Regions from separate parts of the Mus musculus genome. Here region 1 is linked to region 2. Evidence: chromatin loops called from intact Hi-C (ENCODE). Cell type or tissue: heart. All regions are shown on one strand. Each heading gives the region's core, and the rest is flanking DNA. Links, peaks and the distances in the headings are about the cores only.

What was found. A loop is a pair of places that touch in the nucleus more often than their neighbours do. Peaks named below come from ENCODE experiments on the same cell type or tissue, not always from the same donor. Only the 100,000 strongest peaks of a DNase experiment are listed, where the experiment ranks them.
Region 1: it touches region 2 in a loop (8-fold over the local background); 25 of 42 quality-filtered maps call a loop at or near these places.

Annotation. Positions count from the first base shown.
Region 1 is chr1:178,956,953-178,965,287 of GRCm38, reverse strand. It overlaps Smyd3 (SET and MYND domain containing 3), which reads left to right. Exons shown (of 12, transcript NM_027188.4): 12 at 7,726-8,335. The coding sequence ends at 7,827. Among named protein-coding and RNA genes, the nearest start is that of Gm46249, 190 kb to the right of the region's middle. In heart, for the core only: a CTCF peak has its summit at 4,805 (motif pointing right); no DNase peak of the experiment used is centred there; H3K27ac peaks cover 1,469 bases; H3K27me3 peaks cover 291 bases.
Region 2 is chr1:178,522,423-178,530,757 of GRCm38, reverse strand. Kif26b (kinesin family member 26B) reads right to left here and starts at 1,633. Exons shown (of 15, transcript NM_001161665.1): 1 at 1,133-1,633; 2 at 1-369. The coding sequence starts at 1,195. In heart, for the core only: a CTCF peak has its summit at 3,456 (motif pointing left); DNase peaks (open chromatin) are centred at 2,127, 2,597 and 3,337; H3K4me3 peaks cover 3,338 bases; H3K27ac peaks cover 3,214 bases.

The DNA of each region.
Region 1 (8,335 bases), core at 219-8,218, 430 kb before region 2:
TGCTGTGACAAAATGCCAAAAGCAACTTGGAGAGGCAAGGTTTATTCTACCTTACAGCTTGTAAGTTCAACGCCAAGAAAAACCAGGGCAGGATTTTAGAGCAGGAACCTGGGCAGAAGTTGGAGCAGAAGTCAATTGCTCTGACTTGCTCTTCCTGGATTGCTCAGTTTGCTTCCTTATACAACTCAGGACCCACACTGGACTCCCACATCAGTCATCCATGAAGAAAATGCCCCACAGGCTTGCCCACAGTCCAATCTGATGAGGCCATTTTCCCAACTGAGGACTCCTGTCCCCAAATCTAACTTGTATCAGGTTGACATAAAACTAGCCAACTAACATGGTAAAGTTTTTTTAAAGTCTATATTAAAATATGAATTACATATATTATTGTAATTGTTTTCCTATGTGATGGAAAACTACCTGAATTTGGCAAGAGATAAAAAGCTAAGTAAATGCTCCCCTCCCCCAAATTAAAACCAGAAGGCATTCTCGCCCAGATTCATTACTCAAATAAAAATGAAACCCAAAACAAATACTCAGCGTAGCAGAGGATGAAATGATTCCTTGCTGAGAGGGGAAGAAACACCTGAACCAGAAACCCCACAGAATAGCTCCTTGTCTTCAAGTGTGTCTGGGGAAAGGAGTTGTTAGTCCCCAAACCCAAATTCAGCAAAAACATCGTTCAAGCGCTGGAAAGGAAACCAAGCTGTTCACAGCTATAGGAAAACGAAAAAAAAAAAAAAAAACTTGGCACCATCAGGCCTCACCTAAAAGAATTGCCACCCCAACGCCTCTAAAACAAAAGAAAAATAACACAGGAAGAAATCTTGAAGCATCAGGAAGAAAGGCTACAATAAACAAAAGTCTGAATGAGTAGAATTTCCTTCTCTTCAGTTTTCCATGTTGATAGTTGAAGGAAGCCAGACACTGGCTGAGGTGGTTCTAGAAGTCTGTGGTGCAATAGCTGGATACTTAGATTTGGGGTTGGGGATAAAGGTAGAGAGAAGGGACGTTGCTCTCTGTGATTCCACCTGGTAAAAGTGAAGATACCAGTGGACTATAATGAGGAAGGAGGGGTGGTCTAAAACAACCACTTCTTAAACGCCGTGTAAAGGAATGTACTCAAAGGCACTACAGGGTGGAAAGGCCGTGTGGCTCAGTTGGTAGCGAGCTTGCGAGGCTCACACAAGGCCAGGGCTTTGATCTCTAGCATCTCATTACATGAGTGTGGTGGTGCTCTCCTGTAATCTCAGTGCTGGGGAGGTAGAGGCAGCAGGATGGCAAGGTCAAGGTCATTCTTACCTACATAGCAAGTTCAAGGCCAGCCTAGACTAAATAGACCTTTAAATGACATGCTAAAAGAGATATGGCAAAACAAGGGGATTCCAAAAAAAAAAAAAAAAAAGACACATCAAAACAGGTAGAAAGAACAAACAAAAAATAAAATGTAAAACTAATGTAGTATTAATTACATTGTAAATATAAATGTCTATATAAATATATATAAGTACATATATAAATATATATGTCTATATAAATAAATATAAATATAAATGTCTATATAAATGATCTAAATCAAGAGTTCTCAACCTATGGGTCATGGCCCTTTTGGGAGTCAAACAACCCTTTCACGGGGATTGCCTAAGACCATCAGAAAATACAGATATTTGCATTGCAATCCATAAAAGTAGCAAAATTACAGTTATGAAGTAGCAACAAAAATAATCTTATGTTTGGGGGGGGGCACCACACATGAGGAACTGTACTAAAGGATTCCAGCATCAGGAAGGCTGAGAGCCCCTGCTGTAAATACTCTGGAAGGCAAAATTTAGTAGAGCAGATATATTTGAAAGTAACCCAGTATGTGCTGTCTGTAAGAGACTCTTTAAACATAATGCTATGGACAGACTGAAAATAAAAAGAGATGATACATCATGAAAATATTATAAAAAATAGCTTCAGTGGCTATGTTAATATCATGAGTAGACTTCTTACTAGAGATGAAGGACCTAGAATGGAAATGTAGTCAGTCTACCCATAAGATGCAACAACACTAAACATAGCTGCATCAAAGCACACAGTTTCAAACAGTACAGACAAAACCTGGTACAGCTCTGCCATGGAGCCTGAGGCAGGAGGATTACTAGTTGGAGACCAGACTGGCCACCCTAGCAAATTCAAGGCCAGTCTGGGTAGCATAGCAAGACTCTGTCTCAGAACCTAACCAAACCAAACCTGTAGACCTGAAAGAAAACAGAAAACCACAAGTATAGGTAAACGTGAAGCCTGTGTCTACAATTCATAAGAACAAACAGACAGAATATCGACAAAGAGAGAGGGAAATTTATTACTACCACTAGTGATGTTTACGTGAAGAACACATGTCACAGGAGAACCCAGGACACATTCTGGGCCATTAGTCAAATAATCAATTAATGTGAATGGTTCATAAGTGTAAGAGATAGATAAATGCTCTGGCCTCAGCAGAATCAAATTAGAAATCAATAACAGTACTTGGAAACAAAATCAAGGCTCCATCCCCCCACCTCTGTCTGGTGTGGTATGTCACATAGCACAGTGCAACCAGAGGTGTGCTTTCCTTCGATGACACCAAGGTCTTGGGAAAGTACGACTCCTTCAGAGTCTCTGGCACTGTGTTAATATTGATTGGGTTGGTTCTGAAGAGATTGCTCACAGTTAAGAACATCCACTGCTCTTGCAGGTTAATTCCCAACACTCACATGGTACCTTACACCGTCTGTAACTCCAGGGGATCATTGCCCTCCCCTGGCTTCTAAAGGAACTAGGTAAACATGGAGGTGTACACACATGCATGCCGGCGAAACACCCGGCATATAAAACAAATAAGTATTTCTAAATGTTGACAGATTAAAGATAATAACACAATAATGTGTGTGCGCACATGGGTGTGCATTTTGCCTGAATGTATGTGTGTGAACCATATGTGTGCAGTGCCCATGGGGGTCAGAGAAAGGCACTAAATCTCCTGAAACTGGAGTTACAGGCAGTTGTGGGCTGATTTATGGGTGCTGGGAATGGCACTGATGTCTTCTGCAAGAATAATAGTTCAGGGTTCTTAACCCCAGGGCCGTCACTCCGTCCCCAACAACAGCAGCTCTTTCTGGCCTGGTTTCTGCCACTGACCATGTCTGGAAGCCCCTCCTGTGGGCACCCCAGCAGTCTGCTTTCTCTGTGATGATGCATAGGCACAAGCTGTCTGACAAGGCCAGAGACCCTCCCACAGCAATGGCCCTGACCTAGTCCCTGGAACTGCCTGTCAGTGTAGCGTACATGAGTGAACAGGTGATCCCTCCAAGGATATCTAGCCTCCCTGGAGCGTAGCCCTCAGGGTACCTGACACTTAGAGTGGGTCTGGGATGTTGTAGAGTGGTGTGGGGTCTGCAGGGAAGCTTCTGAGCTCACATGGGGCCTCGGAGACGTTGGCGTTTCCTGCTGCCTGCCTCAATCAGTGGCTCTGGAGCCGCCTGTGGGCACAGCTTTGCTTGATGTCCCCTACTGAATGCCACGTCCACCTCCCCTAGCCCACACATGGCTTTCATCTTGGGATGGGCAGAAGAAGGAAACTCATCCGTGTCCCGCTGTGGAGACCCGATACACAGGCTCTTATCATGTGTTTCTTTTCCTTCTGATTTTTGTATCCATATTCAAATCATGCTCGGGGAAGTCATTTATTGCATTCCCCGGGCTCACAGTAGAAAGCATATGAGATCCTTGATAAACTTAATATACTTATATTAAAAATTAATAAGAAAGCCACATTGTTTCCAGCTTTAAATCATAATTTGATCTCATTCATTCTATTTAATACATGGTCACAATTCTAAAATTACGTTGTTTTTTTTTTTTTTTTTTTTTAAAGATGTGATGAGATGGAAATGTGTCGTGGGAGCCTTTTCTTTATTTCTCAGAGAGCCCTTTGCCTCTCAAGCAGCTGACTGTCTACATTGCCATTTCCAGTGTAACATTCGGAATCCGAACGGGGGTGTAGCGCATCCCGCTGGAGGCTTCAAATGAGTCCTCCGTGCGAGACTGCATGCAGGCTCCTTTTAAATGCTACCATTAAAAAATAAAATTTAATGGCAAGAGAGAAGCTTTTCCCAAACCAAGCCTGCTCCAGTTTAAATTTCCTTAATCTGTTTTATACTCCACTACAGGAAATTAAACTGGAATTGTCCCCTCTGACGTGCACATGTGTAGCATTTGGGAGGCGCTGAAGGCAGAGAGCCTCAGTTCCCAGCTACCATTGCTATGGCTTGCCCAAGATTTACTGCAGCTTCGTTTGGGGGGTCGAGGTGAGAGGAGGCAGTCCCCGAGCCCATTCAGGGCTCCCTTCCATCCCAGGCACATATTTGCCCCAGGACCATGACAGACACAAGTGGCATCCCATTCCAGAACCAGATCTCGTCCTCCATCACCAGGCCTGCCCATTCATGTCAAATCACTGACACCTTCAGACACATGGAAGTCACTGGCAGACTTACCAGTCTTTTTTTTTCTTTTTCTTATTCTCAATTTCTCTTCTGTATATGACTATCACTCAGAGAAAATCTTGTTTATTAATTATAACTAAGCTCTTATTTCTACACACATGCTTGGGGAAACACAGATCAGCCTTCCACTGCCAGGGTGACAAGAAGCCAGCATTGTCATTAGGCTGTCGGTCAAGTTATAGAGAAATCCAGGTCCCTCTCTAGGTAGAGAACCCCTGAAACACAGCCATCAGACAAAGCTTCTCTGCTCAGGAGCTATGAGAAGAAGCCAGCAGAGGGCGCTGTGGCAGCTGAGCCCTTTCTCAAGTCGAGATGCAGGGGCTCTAGCAGAGAACATTTATCCTCAGCAAATCACAAGCACAGCCAGCCCGAGATAAGTAGAAAGGGACCAGATAGACACAGTGGCTTTCAAGTCAGAGAACTTGCCATGAAGGTTCTCTCTGATCCAGAATCCTCTATAGTGACCCCATCATTCGGGTCCCTGTCTCAGACCCCGGCATGTCCAGCGCAGCAGAGGGCCCAGGGCGGAGCAGGGAAAAGAGAATAAAACATGAGGCACCAGATGTTGCTCTCTAATCTTCTCCCAGAGCCTGGCTGCCTGCAAGGTGGGGCAGCTCCTGCTCTTCCCCACTATTCCAGCAAGCCCTGCCTTGGGATATGTGTGCAGTCACTGCAGGACAGACCTGTGCAGATTAACAAGAAACAAGTTCCCTGCATCTGTCCTGGCCCCTCCTGTGGGCCTGACTGCCAGTGTCAGTCCAGAGCCATTTTCAAATGTCCTTTTATTTTCTCCCAACATTGATCTGTAACCCTATCTCCTGCCTCTCTGCCACCCCCCCCCCCAACACACACACAGGTTGAGGGAGAAAGGCAGAGAGAGACAGAGATAGGCAGCAGGCAGGCAGATAGACAGACAGTAGACAGACTACTTTCAATTTTCTTTTTCTCCTAACATCTAGCCATAGCCACATCTTCTGCCCCTCCAACATGGACACACACACACACACACACACACACACACACTCACACAGGTTGAGAGAGGGAGGGAGGGAGGGAGGGAAGGAGGGAGGGAGAGAGGGAGAGAGAAAGAGAGATTGATTGAGGGAGAGACAGGCAGGCAGATAGACAGTCAGACAGAGAACACCTTTACAGAAACCCGAAGAGAAGCCAGGAGCACAGGCTAACAGCAGCCACCAGTCTAAGGCTTTCTCGCCCTGCCTTCAGTCTTCCTCTCTGTAGAGGCCAGGGCGTCTGACTTGATGATGTCGTGTGGACAGAGGGGATTCACTGTGAGACCTCTCAGTGCTTTCCAGCTCCAAAGTCTCTGCAGCCAAGGAGGATTTGTCCCAACAAATGCCTAGCAGAGTAAAAGCAAAAGAGACACACGCACACACGACGACAACAGTAGCACCAGGAGCGAACCCAGAGACTGAAAGATCTGTGTCCTATCATAATGTAAGTCAGCTGGAAGTGACCTAACTCTTCAAGAGTGGTTTATAAAATAATATCCACAGACGCAGCAGAGCTGTTCACACCTGTACAGGGTGAATCATGCTGACTTTAGATTAGCACCAAGTAGCAGACAATGGCTGTGATTTCTGGGAGTTACTGCGCCTGTCCTCAGTGGGGTGTGGGGGTATCAGGTTGTCCTGGAGTCCATTGCCTGGTGCTTCACAGCCACCAGCACCACCCCATAAAGGGTCTTTAGAGCACAGTCACACCGGATACAGTAGCTTTGCATTCCTTCCCCTCTCCACATCCTGCCTTCCATTGAACAGTACATGGTGCTGCTGCTCGGGTCATTCATCTCTCCATAGCAAACCATCCAAAGACTCAGGAGAGTGAAGAACAATAAGATTATGTTCACAGTTCTGAGCCAGGAATTGGGATTGAACACAGCAGGTGTGGTGGTTTGCATATGCTTGGCCCAGGGAATGGCGCTGTTAGGAGGTGTGGCCTTGTTAGAGTAGGTGTGTCACTGTGGATGTGAGCTTTAAGACCCTTGTCCTAGCAGACTGCAAGCCAGCCTTCTGCTAGTTGCTTTCAGAACAAGATGTAGAGCTCTTAGCTCCTGCAGCGCCATGCCTGCCTGGATGCTGCCATGCTCCTGCCTTGATGAACCTCTGAACCTGTAAGCCAGCCCCAATGAAATGTTGTCCATATAAGAGTTGCCTTGGTCATGGTGTCTGTTCACAGCAGTAAAATCCTAAGACAGCAGGAATGGGTCTCCAGCTTTTCCACAGTGCCTGGCTGGCTTCTGCTTGGATGCTGAGGTCATCTAAAGCCTCTCTAGGAGTTAGTCACCCACAGCTGCCCACATGTGGCCTCAGCATCTGGCTTGGGCTTTCTCAGGGTTTGGAAGCTGCTGTCCCAGAAGCAAATGCTAGTGACTAAAGCAGAGACTTCTTGCCTCTAGGTTGCTAACTTTATTTCTGCTGTGCTCTCGTCCTGGAGGATTCACAAGCTCCATCCTTTTTTTTTTTTTTTTTTTTTAAGTTCTAGAGGTTGAATGTCAAGACTTAGTAAAAGGCTGAGCATGGAAGCCTAAGGAAGGGACTGTCAAAATGTCAACACCATGCTAGCACATCCCTGGAAGAGAATGTTAACTATACACATGTTGTATATAGTCATTAAGAACCTGGAGGTGAGCATAAGATGCAAGAAAAAGAATTACCATGGGCTAGTGAGACAACCCAGCATGTGAGAGAGCTTGCCACCAAAATGGCAGCTTGCGGTCTATCTCTGGAATCCACAGGGTAGGAGAGAACCAGCTCCCTCATTTGTCCTCTGACTCCCATAAGCACACCTCGACACAGGCATACCCCCCACCCCCAACATAAAATAAAAAGTAGCATAAAAGCAGCACACCATTTCTTCTTTTGCTCAACATAATGGCCTTAGTGAGAATGACTAAAACCCTCCACTAGCCACCTAACCCTGTGTATCAGTATAGTCACTGAAGATCATATCCGCCCCAGGATGCCCAGTGTGGAGTCCGCCTTCTAAACACCCAGGTAGCACCCATGCCACCTGTATTCTGGCTTTGTCAACCACAGTGCTGCCTACTCCTTAAAGACTGGTTGCTCGCCTGTGGGCCACAGGACTCCTAGGCCTTTGGGAAACCGTGAGAAGCCAGAGAGGGACCTGTCTGTTTTGAGGCATTAATCAGTCACCTGTCCTTTCTCCTTAGGCCTTTGACATTATGAAAGTGACCCACGGCCGAGAGCACAGCCTGATTGAAGATTTGATTCTTCTCCTGGAAGAATGTGATGCCAACATACGAGCCTCCTAAGGACCCCCAGAAGGACGGGGAAGGTGGCGCGCCCTCCATCGAACGCCTTACTGAGGTCACACGCTCTGTGGTGTTTGCTGTGTGGACCTTCTGTAGAAATTGCCAATGTGTTTATGTGGGTAAATGTGATTCTGTGGCATGTCGTGAGAAGTCTTACTCGTGATAGAGCAGAACCATTACAATAAATTAAAAAGACGAGTCCAAAATGCCACTGGCGACTTGGCTTTGCCTATTCTCAGGTGGTTTTGATGGTTAAGATGTCAACATTGGAAGCAGGAGCTTTCCAAAAGAAGAATGGAATCCCAGGCAGCCCCTGAAAGGCAGAGGCAGGTGGATCTCCATGAGTTCGAGGCCAGTTTTGTCTACACAGTGAATTACAAGACAGCCATAGCCTTGTAGAGAGACCCTGTTCCAGAAACTGAAAAAAAATAGGGTAGAATATGTTCAAGTTTCCTCTGTGTGTGTGTGTATATAGAAGTAAACGGATAAAAGTAATAATTTTCACATA
Region 2 (8,335 bases), core at 200-8,199:
GAGAGCCTGCCTCTTCAGCTCCACCAAGCGGGCGTTACAGTTCTCGCACCAGACGCCGCGGTCGGAGCCGGGGGAGGAGCCGCCGCCGCTGCCCGAGCCAGGGGAGCCGGTGCCGAAGCCGGGTGAGCCGCCCAGAGAGCCGGGCGAGCTGGTACCAATGCCCGGAGATGCAGGTCCCGGAGAGCCGGTGAAGGAGCTCGGGGACGAGGTGCCCGAGCCCGGGGACGGGGTGCCCGATGAGCCCAGCGCAGAGCCTGCTCCCTCCGGGGTGGGCCGGCTGCCGGCGCGCGACTCCTCGTAAGCCTTGCGGTACCAGCTCTCAGGAGAGCAGGGCGCTGAGGGCTTGGTGGGCGAGCACATTTCGTTCACCTGCCGGAGAGACGCGCGGCGTCAGGCCCTGTAGAGCCATCAGTCCCCCGTGCGGCGGAGGGCTGGTGGGGGGGGGGGGTCGCCGTCCTGCCCGCACTGATGCAAACCTGCCCTCCATCTATCTCCATCCTTCAAGTGACCAATCCTTAAGGAAGTCCTGTCCCACCCACCCTCGCCAGAGTGACCCGCACGCAGGTCCCCCTCCATTCCTCCTGGGGTCAGCACAAGAGCTTGCGGGGTGTGGATATCCTGCAGCTTCTGCGAGAACACCCAGAAATCCAGCGCCCTACTCTTTCAAACCCGGTACCCACCCCAGCAAGGGCCTAGGTACACAGTCCTAGAACACCCTATCGCAGGGTGGGTGACTGTGACTTCTGGATGTTTACTCATTCGGGGAACAGCCCCCACCCCAGGTCCTGCAGGTAAAGCAAACGGGCTCCCCGCTCCAGGGCAGCGATCCGAGGGAAGAGCAGAGGAATTCCTGGGAAATGCTCCCCCTCGGCTTAACTCTGTCTGCAAGTCCCGAAATACTGCAAAAGTTAAGGGTGTGAGGAAAGGGAGGAACCAAGGGCTGAAGACATTCCCGTAGCCAGGCGAGCTGCAGACCCGCCTCCATGCACGCACGACCCCGCCGGCCGTGGGGACGCCGGTGCACCCGAGAGCTGGGGACCCTGCATCCGCCGCCGGCTCCCGGGAAGCAGAGGACACCCACTCAGATGAGTCCCTGGAAACGCATCTCCTCGTGGACACCGCCACAACTTACCCCGTATTTCTTGCCCCTGGTGGAGACCGCAAGCCTCTCTTTATTTCCGGCTACCGAATTCATGGTGGCTCTTCCAGAGGAAAGGGTCTAAATGTTCCCACAAGGCTACATCCAAAAGGTCTGCCAACCCAGACGCGTCCCCCCTCGTGGTAGGGGTTGGTCCTCAAGTCAAGATTTCTTAATGGGGGGTTGGGAAGAATGAAAGCAAATGGACCCCAGAAGTAATAGCACCAATTTGCAGGAAAGGTTGGAACGGCTGGTGGTTCTCAAATAATGGGTCTTCTCATCTCTCTGCCTCCTCCAGCCACGCGTCCTCTCTTCGCGGTCACATCCAGATCGCTAGCATTTTCCTCCACCCGGCCAGCGCGCGTTCTCCTCTAGCGGGGCCGAAACGGAGGAGGACGGCGGCGAGGACGCAGGGAGGCTGCAGGGAAGGTGGGCGAGCCCTCGCCGAGCCGAGCCGGCGGTGGGAACTTGCCTCCTTCCCCGAGCTCGCTAACTGAGTTCAAAGAAATTCTCCCAAAATATAAGGATCCAGACTCGGGGAGGAGCCACGGCGTGTCGCCGAGCCAATATGCGCCGTCCCGTTTTCTCCTGACAGTTGCGCGCAGGGCAAGGAGAGGGCGGCTGTACGCGGCCGGAGAGCAGCCCGCGGTCAGGACGCGTGTGTCCGTCCGGGAGCAGCGCGGAGCCTAGGGAACCTCAGCCCCGCCGCCTCGGAGCCCGCCGGGCCGCCGCCGCCGCCTCGCCTGCCGCGATCCATTTACGGCGCGGCGCTTGGGCCTGGCATCGCCAGGCGCAGCCGGGGCGGGGGTGGGGTCGTAAATCTGGCTCCGGGCGGGGAAGTTGCTGGCGAGGGGCCCACAGCCCCGGGCTCCGGTGCTATCCAGCGCGCGAGCCTGTAGCTCGGAGTCGGCCGAGCTGCGCTGAAACGCAGCACCCAGGCCTCCCCGCCCCCCTCCCCGAGAGCTGGTCTCTTCCTGGCAAGGCGTGCAGGTCTGCCTTTGAAAAGCCGTGCAAACGGATTGAGTCACAAACAAGTCCGCAAACAGGCCGGGACCAACCCCCCCGCCCTTTGTTCTCCCAGACCTGCCTGGCAAACCTTGTCTTGATTCGCCCTCCTAGCCCCAGCGGGCCAGGGGACCCTCCTCCCCTGGACCCCGATTTGAGCACCGGGAGCCTTGAGCCCCCCTTCCCGCGCCCGCCCACGGGCCCAAGCCCCTGTTAATGAAGGGAAAACCTCCCGAGACCTGCACAGGTGAGCCCGAGACCCAGCCTGTAGCTGCCAGGCTGGGGAAACTGAGGGATTGGTCGCGCCGAACGCGCGCGGAAGGACTGCGCGGGCCTGGAGAGGGGGTGTGGCGCGAGCTGATCGACCTCGGGGACTGGGATCGTCCCCTTGCCCCTTTGCACGGTTGCCTGCCAGCACCCGGACCTGTGGGATCTCCAGAGCACCCAGCTGTCGCCCGCTGTCTGATTCCCGTCCCCCGCCCGGCGCAGCGCCCAGGAGCGCAGGAAGCCGGCGTACGCCGGGCTCCACACGTGGCTGCTCCGGGGTGTCATTTTTCATTTCCCGGGAGGACATTTCTTCTGGTGAGCCGGCAGGTCTATTTTGTTGTGACCTTTAATTAACACCCCACGAGACGCCTCCTGCGGGACCAGCCGGGCGCGGAGATCACGTGTGGTGTAATGGCATCTGGGTACCCCGGAAAGACCTGGCCTGGGGCTAGGCGGGGGCAGGAGGACATTTCGGGCTTCCCTAGTCGCTGTCTTCCTTCAACATATGCAAGAGAAAGGAGGGGGCAGAATACAACAATTGGGGTGCTAGAACCCGGGGCAACGCCCCCCCCTCCTGTCTTCCTGTGTGAACCTTCGGCGCCTCCCGGGCATCGCCATCCCCGCCCAGCGCCCTCTGCAGCTGGTGCACCCCGGATATTTCATAGCCTCTAAAGCGAGGCGAGAAGGTCAAAATGAAGATGTTGAGAACACTGTGGAAGTTTCCATTACGTTCCTACTTCCAATTTCAACGCGATCATATCTGCCGAAGACCTTAGGGGGACTGGTAGCCTCCAGGCAGCCCAACTGCAGCCGCATCTGTATTCTGCCTAGGTGCCGCGGAAAATATCGTCGCCATTAGCTACGCGCGGCTTATCAGCCTCAAAGCAGCATGTGGCCAGGTGAAATGGACGAGCCCGTGAAGCCCGAAGTGGGAAAGGTGGGGTGTCGAAGGGAGAGCCATTGCGGAGCTGCACGATTCGTCCTGAAGAATGATGAGCCCTGAGATCTGATGTGCATCTCAAAATATCTTCGGTCCCCGGCGTTTGATGGGCTCGGAGCGCCCTCTGTTGGTGAAATTTTATAGATGGCGGCTCCTCAAGAGAGTTGATGTAAAATCTACATACAGTGAAATGCATAAAATTTAAGTGTAAAATTCCATGAGTTTCTATAAATAAATACATACACGAATATATCTATATATGTATATATATACAATATATATATACAATCTAATATATATATACAATCTAATATATATAATATATATATAATATATATACATACACAATCTAATATATATATATATATACAATCTAATATAGTCCCCAAATTAAGGTGTAAATTCTTCTCACTGACCCGCCCCCCCCCTTCCCAGCAGTCCCACCCCACATTAACAATTAGCAGTTACTGTTCCGGCCTCCATCACCACAGTTCACTTTTGACTGATCTTGATTTTTTATTTTTATTTATTTATTTATTTATTTTTGGTCTAGAGAATCCGAATATCTTTTGTGTTTGGCTTAACATGGTTTGGGGTTTCCTGTTACTGTTTGCATGGGTCTGTTTCCTATTTTGCTGTCTTACACGCCCCCCCCCACTTGCCTTTCTTTTTAATTGAATAATGTTTTCATATTCTCTGGTCCTTTGACTGAGCCCCTAGCTCTAATGACTCTCATATGAATCTTTGACTTAGCCTGGGCTGTTCAGAAGTAGCATGGCAGACTTCATTAAAATGTACACTTTTGGCAGTCCCAAGTCTATTTTACCTCTGTCCTTTGAGCTAATGGTTTAAATCTACACATTAAAAAAATCCTCAATATGATTGTTTAAATTATGTGTTAAACAATCTGTCTTCCCATAGAACTATGAAAATATGGTTCTGTTCATGTATTTACCCAGGTTTTTTGTTTGTTTGGTTGGTTGGTTGTTTGGTTGGTTGGTTGGTTGGTTTTGGATTGTTTGTTTGTTTGTTTGTTTGTTGCAAGTCTGGATTTTTCTCCTCCTGGAGAACCAAAATTCCAGCTAAATTCTTTTCTTTCAGCCTGGAGAACTCCCTTTAGCCTACCTGCCTGGCTGCCTGTCTTCCTTCCTTCCTTTCCTTCTTTCTTTCTTTCTTTCTTTCTGATTTATTTGTGTTTATTTTATAAGTGTTTTTGCCAGGGTGTGTGTGTGTGAGAGAGAGACGGGGGGGGGGGGGGAGTGCCATGTGCACAGCGGGTGCCTGCAGAGGCCAGAAGATGGTTACCAGATCTGGAGCTGCAGATTGTGAGCTGTCATGTGGGTGCTGGGAACTGAACCCAGGTCCTCTGCAAGAGGACCCATCTCTCCAGCCTCTCCTTGCTGCAACAAATACTCTCAGATTTGCTTATCTACCTTGCCTCTCCATTTAAGGACTCGATTAACTGGATGTAGAATTCTCAGTGGTACTTTTAGTGTTTTTAGAACGACTTCTCTGCCTTCGACCTGGGTAGAGGTGACCTGTCGTCGTCATGGGTGTTCCTTGGTCTGGTATGTGTTCCTTTTTTCCCTGGGTGCTTTGAAGATCTTCTCTTTACATTTTTCTTTCTTGGGAGTTTGACAAAGATGCTTCTGGGTGTGGGTCTGTGTTCATTCTACTTAGAGTTTGCTGAATTCCTAGAACCTGGAAGTGTGTATTAGTTACTATTCTGTTGCTATGACAAAATACCCTGACCAAAGCAACTTTAGAAGGAAGAGAGGCCATTTTGGCCTATAGTTTCTGAGGAAGTTATGGGGAAGGCATGGTGGTGTGAACAACCGATAGATCACACTTCATTCCCACGCAGGAAGCAGAGAGAAAAGAAGTGAGGCCAGCACACAAAGCCTCAAACCCTCCTCCCACCCCCAGTGATGCCTTTTCTCCAGCAAGGCTCCACCTTTAAAGGTTCTATAACCTTCCCAAACAGTGGCACCAACTGGGGATCAAGTGTTTAAATACATGAGCCTATGGAGAGCGTTTCTCATTCAGTTGACCATAAAGTTGATCTATAAAATTTTCACCAGGTTTGAGACTTTTTTTTAGGTATTTTCTTCATTTACATTTCCAATGCTATCTCAAAAGTCCCCCATACCCTCTCCCCCCCACTCCCCTCCCCCCCCCACTCCCATTTCTTGGCCCTGGCATTCCCCTATACTGAGGCATATAACGTTTGCAAGACCAATGGGCCTCTTTTTCCACTGATGGCCGACTAGGCCATCTTCTGATACATATGCAGCTAGAGACACGAGCTCCAGGGGGTAACTACTACTTATTCAAATCTTTTTTTTTTTAGATTTATTTATTTATTATATGTAAGTACACTGTAGCTGTCCTCAAATAGAAGAGGGCATCAGATTTTGTTACGAATGGTTATCAGCCACCATGTGGTTGCTGGGATTTGAACTCGGGACCTTCGGAAGAGCAGTCTGCGCTCTTAACCACTGAGCCATCTCACCAGCCCTATTCAAATCTTTTTACCACCCCATTCTGTGTCTTTCTGTCTTGCTGGGACTCCAATAGTGTGTATGTTGTCCTCATGTTCTTAGGTCATGACACATGGGTTACTGGCTCACTTTGGGCATATTCTCCCTGTTCTACAGGCCAAATCATTTCCATCGATCCATTATATGTCAACTGGCTCTTGTTTCTGCTGTTTAACCACTTGTAGAAGGAGTATCTTAGGTCTGTATGGATGTAGCGCCTGTCAATAATAAATCTGATCGCCTATGGGTTAGGCAGAAAATAGAAGGTGGGACATCTGGGAGGCAGAAAGAATTCTGGGATAGAGCCAGGTAGGAGATTCACTCTGGAAGATATGAGGAGCCTAGTACTTGATACCTGAGCACAGGTAACCAGCCATGTGGCAGTGTGCATATTAAGATAAATGTGTTATCTTAAGTTATGATTCTTGTCATAGAAGATCCTAGCTAAATGGCCAAGGTATTTGTGAATATATTTTGAGTCTGAGTCTTATTTCTGGGAACATGGGGTTAGGAGGTAGAACCAGGCCCCTAAATTCTACTCTGGTGGACATTTCCCGTGTGTGTGTGTGTGTGTGTGTGTGTGTGTGTGTGTGTGTCTGTGTGTCTGTGTGTCTGTGTGTCTGTGTGTGTGTCTGTGTCTGTGTGTGTGTCTGTGTGTGTGTGTCTGTGTGTGTATGTGTGTGTGTGTGCACATGCGCCTGTGTATGTATGTATATGTGTGTGCCTGTGTGTGTCAGTGTGTATCTGTGTGTATGGCTGTGTCTGTGTGTGTCTATCCATTTTACTTAAATTATTTAACATAGAATAATTTCATTTTACCCTTCCTTTGTTAGGGTAGCTCTATTGAGTTATTTCCTTTACAACTAATAAAACCGTCCTGATACTTGTTCTTCATAACTAAGATGTGGCCCTTCTGGGGTTTCAGTAGAAAGTGCCACAAGTTTTCCAAGCATGTGGAACTTGAGACTGAGCTCAGCTCCCCTGCAGCAGGGTAAAGCACTGTTCACTCTCTCGCCATCTGCATGTCATCTTTCCTAAACTTCTTGGAGATCTTCTCTGTTCCAGAATGCCAGTTAAAAATCAGAAGGAATGTATGGCAGTCTTCAAGGTAGCCTCCTGTGGCTGGCTCTGCTCCAGGATTTCCCTGCTCTCTTTCCATCCAGACACCCCTGAACCCCAGCAAGTACAATCTCAAACCATGAAGAGTGTTTTACTCTACAGCCAAGCCACTGGACTCAGCAGAACCTTTCTCCTGGGTACTGAGTGCCCCGGGATCTGCTGATTGTTCTTCTCAGGAGCTTTAAATTGGTTTGTGGTTGGTGTTCTTGTTCATTTTTACCATTGTTTTTGTTGAAAATCTTGATTTTGTATCTAAGGTGCTTGCTCCATAATTCTATTGTCAAGGGTTTCTTCAGCATACCTTAAGCCTTTAGAATTCTTCCCCCACCCCCCACCCCCGTGGTGAAACCCGAGACCTCATACTCACTGGACAAGTGCTCCACCGCTGAGCCACACGCCAGCTGAGTGTGGCTTACACAGTTTCAAGGGGAGACTAGCCAAGACTAGCTATAGTTTCACTTTCTCTTAAACTGAAGATTCCCAGTGATACAACTAAACCTTTGCAAAGAGGAATGGGCCAGACCTATGCCGTGTTTCTCATTTCTTCAAATTCAAGGATGTTGGTAGTATTTCTTCAAGATTTAGCTTGCATTTAGTGACCCTTATGTCAGGAATGAAAAGTAACTGTACATTGGCTTGTAACAGCACATGCCTTCTATGAAGAGTAGTTAATTGAGCCCATTGACACCGTTGGGTGAGAACAGGGTCGGTCTCTGGTCCCTGTATGATCACAAAAATACAAAGGAGTGAGAATGGGACCCATGATCCGCCTTGCTTGTTACTTAATTATTAAAGGCACATAAACTTCCTCAGGAGTGCTTCATGGTGCATTCGTATTTCACAGCATTCAATTTAGCTTCCTCTTTGTTTATATCTCAAATATGAATGGCTCATAAAATTTATAGCCAACATACATTATGCCGTTGTGCGTTGGAGAGCCTAAAAGTACACGTCAGAAATAAAAGCCCCAGATCAGCCTGGCAATTCCTAGTTGCTACACAGAATATAACAGATTCCACTCCTTTTTAATATCTTTCCTTTGAACTAATTTCCATTTCAGTCCAGCCAGCAACATGCCAACGGAGCCAGTCGAGTGCCTGTGCCAGAGGCGGCTGGGTTTCTCCTTGAAAGATAATTAAAGCAGCTTACACTGTCCATGTGGCATCTTGATGAATATGCAGGCAATATTTGCATATGATCTACTGGTGTTCTGGGGCCATATGACCATGTGTGCGGGCTGCCAAGCTGATGATTTTAATTTGTGAGTTTGGTCACTACTGTAGTGGAAGAGAAGAGTCGCTATCCTGTGAGCTAAGAAGGCTTTCC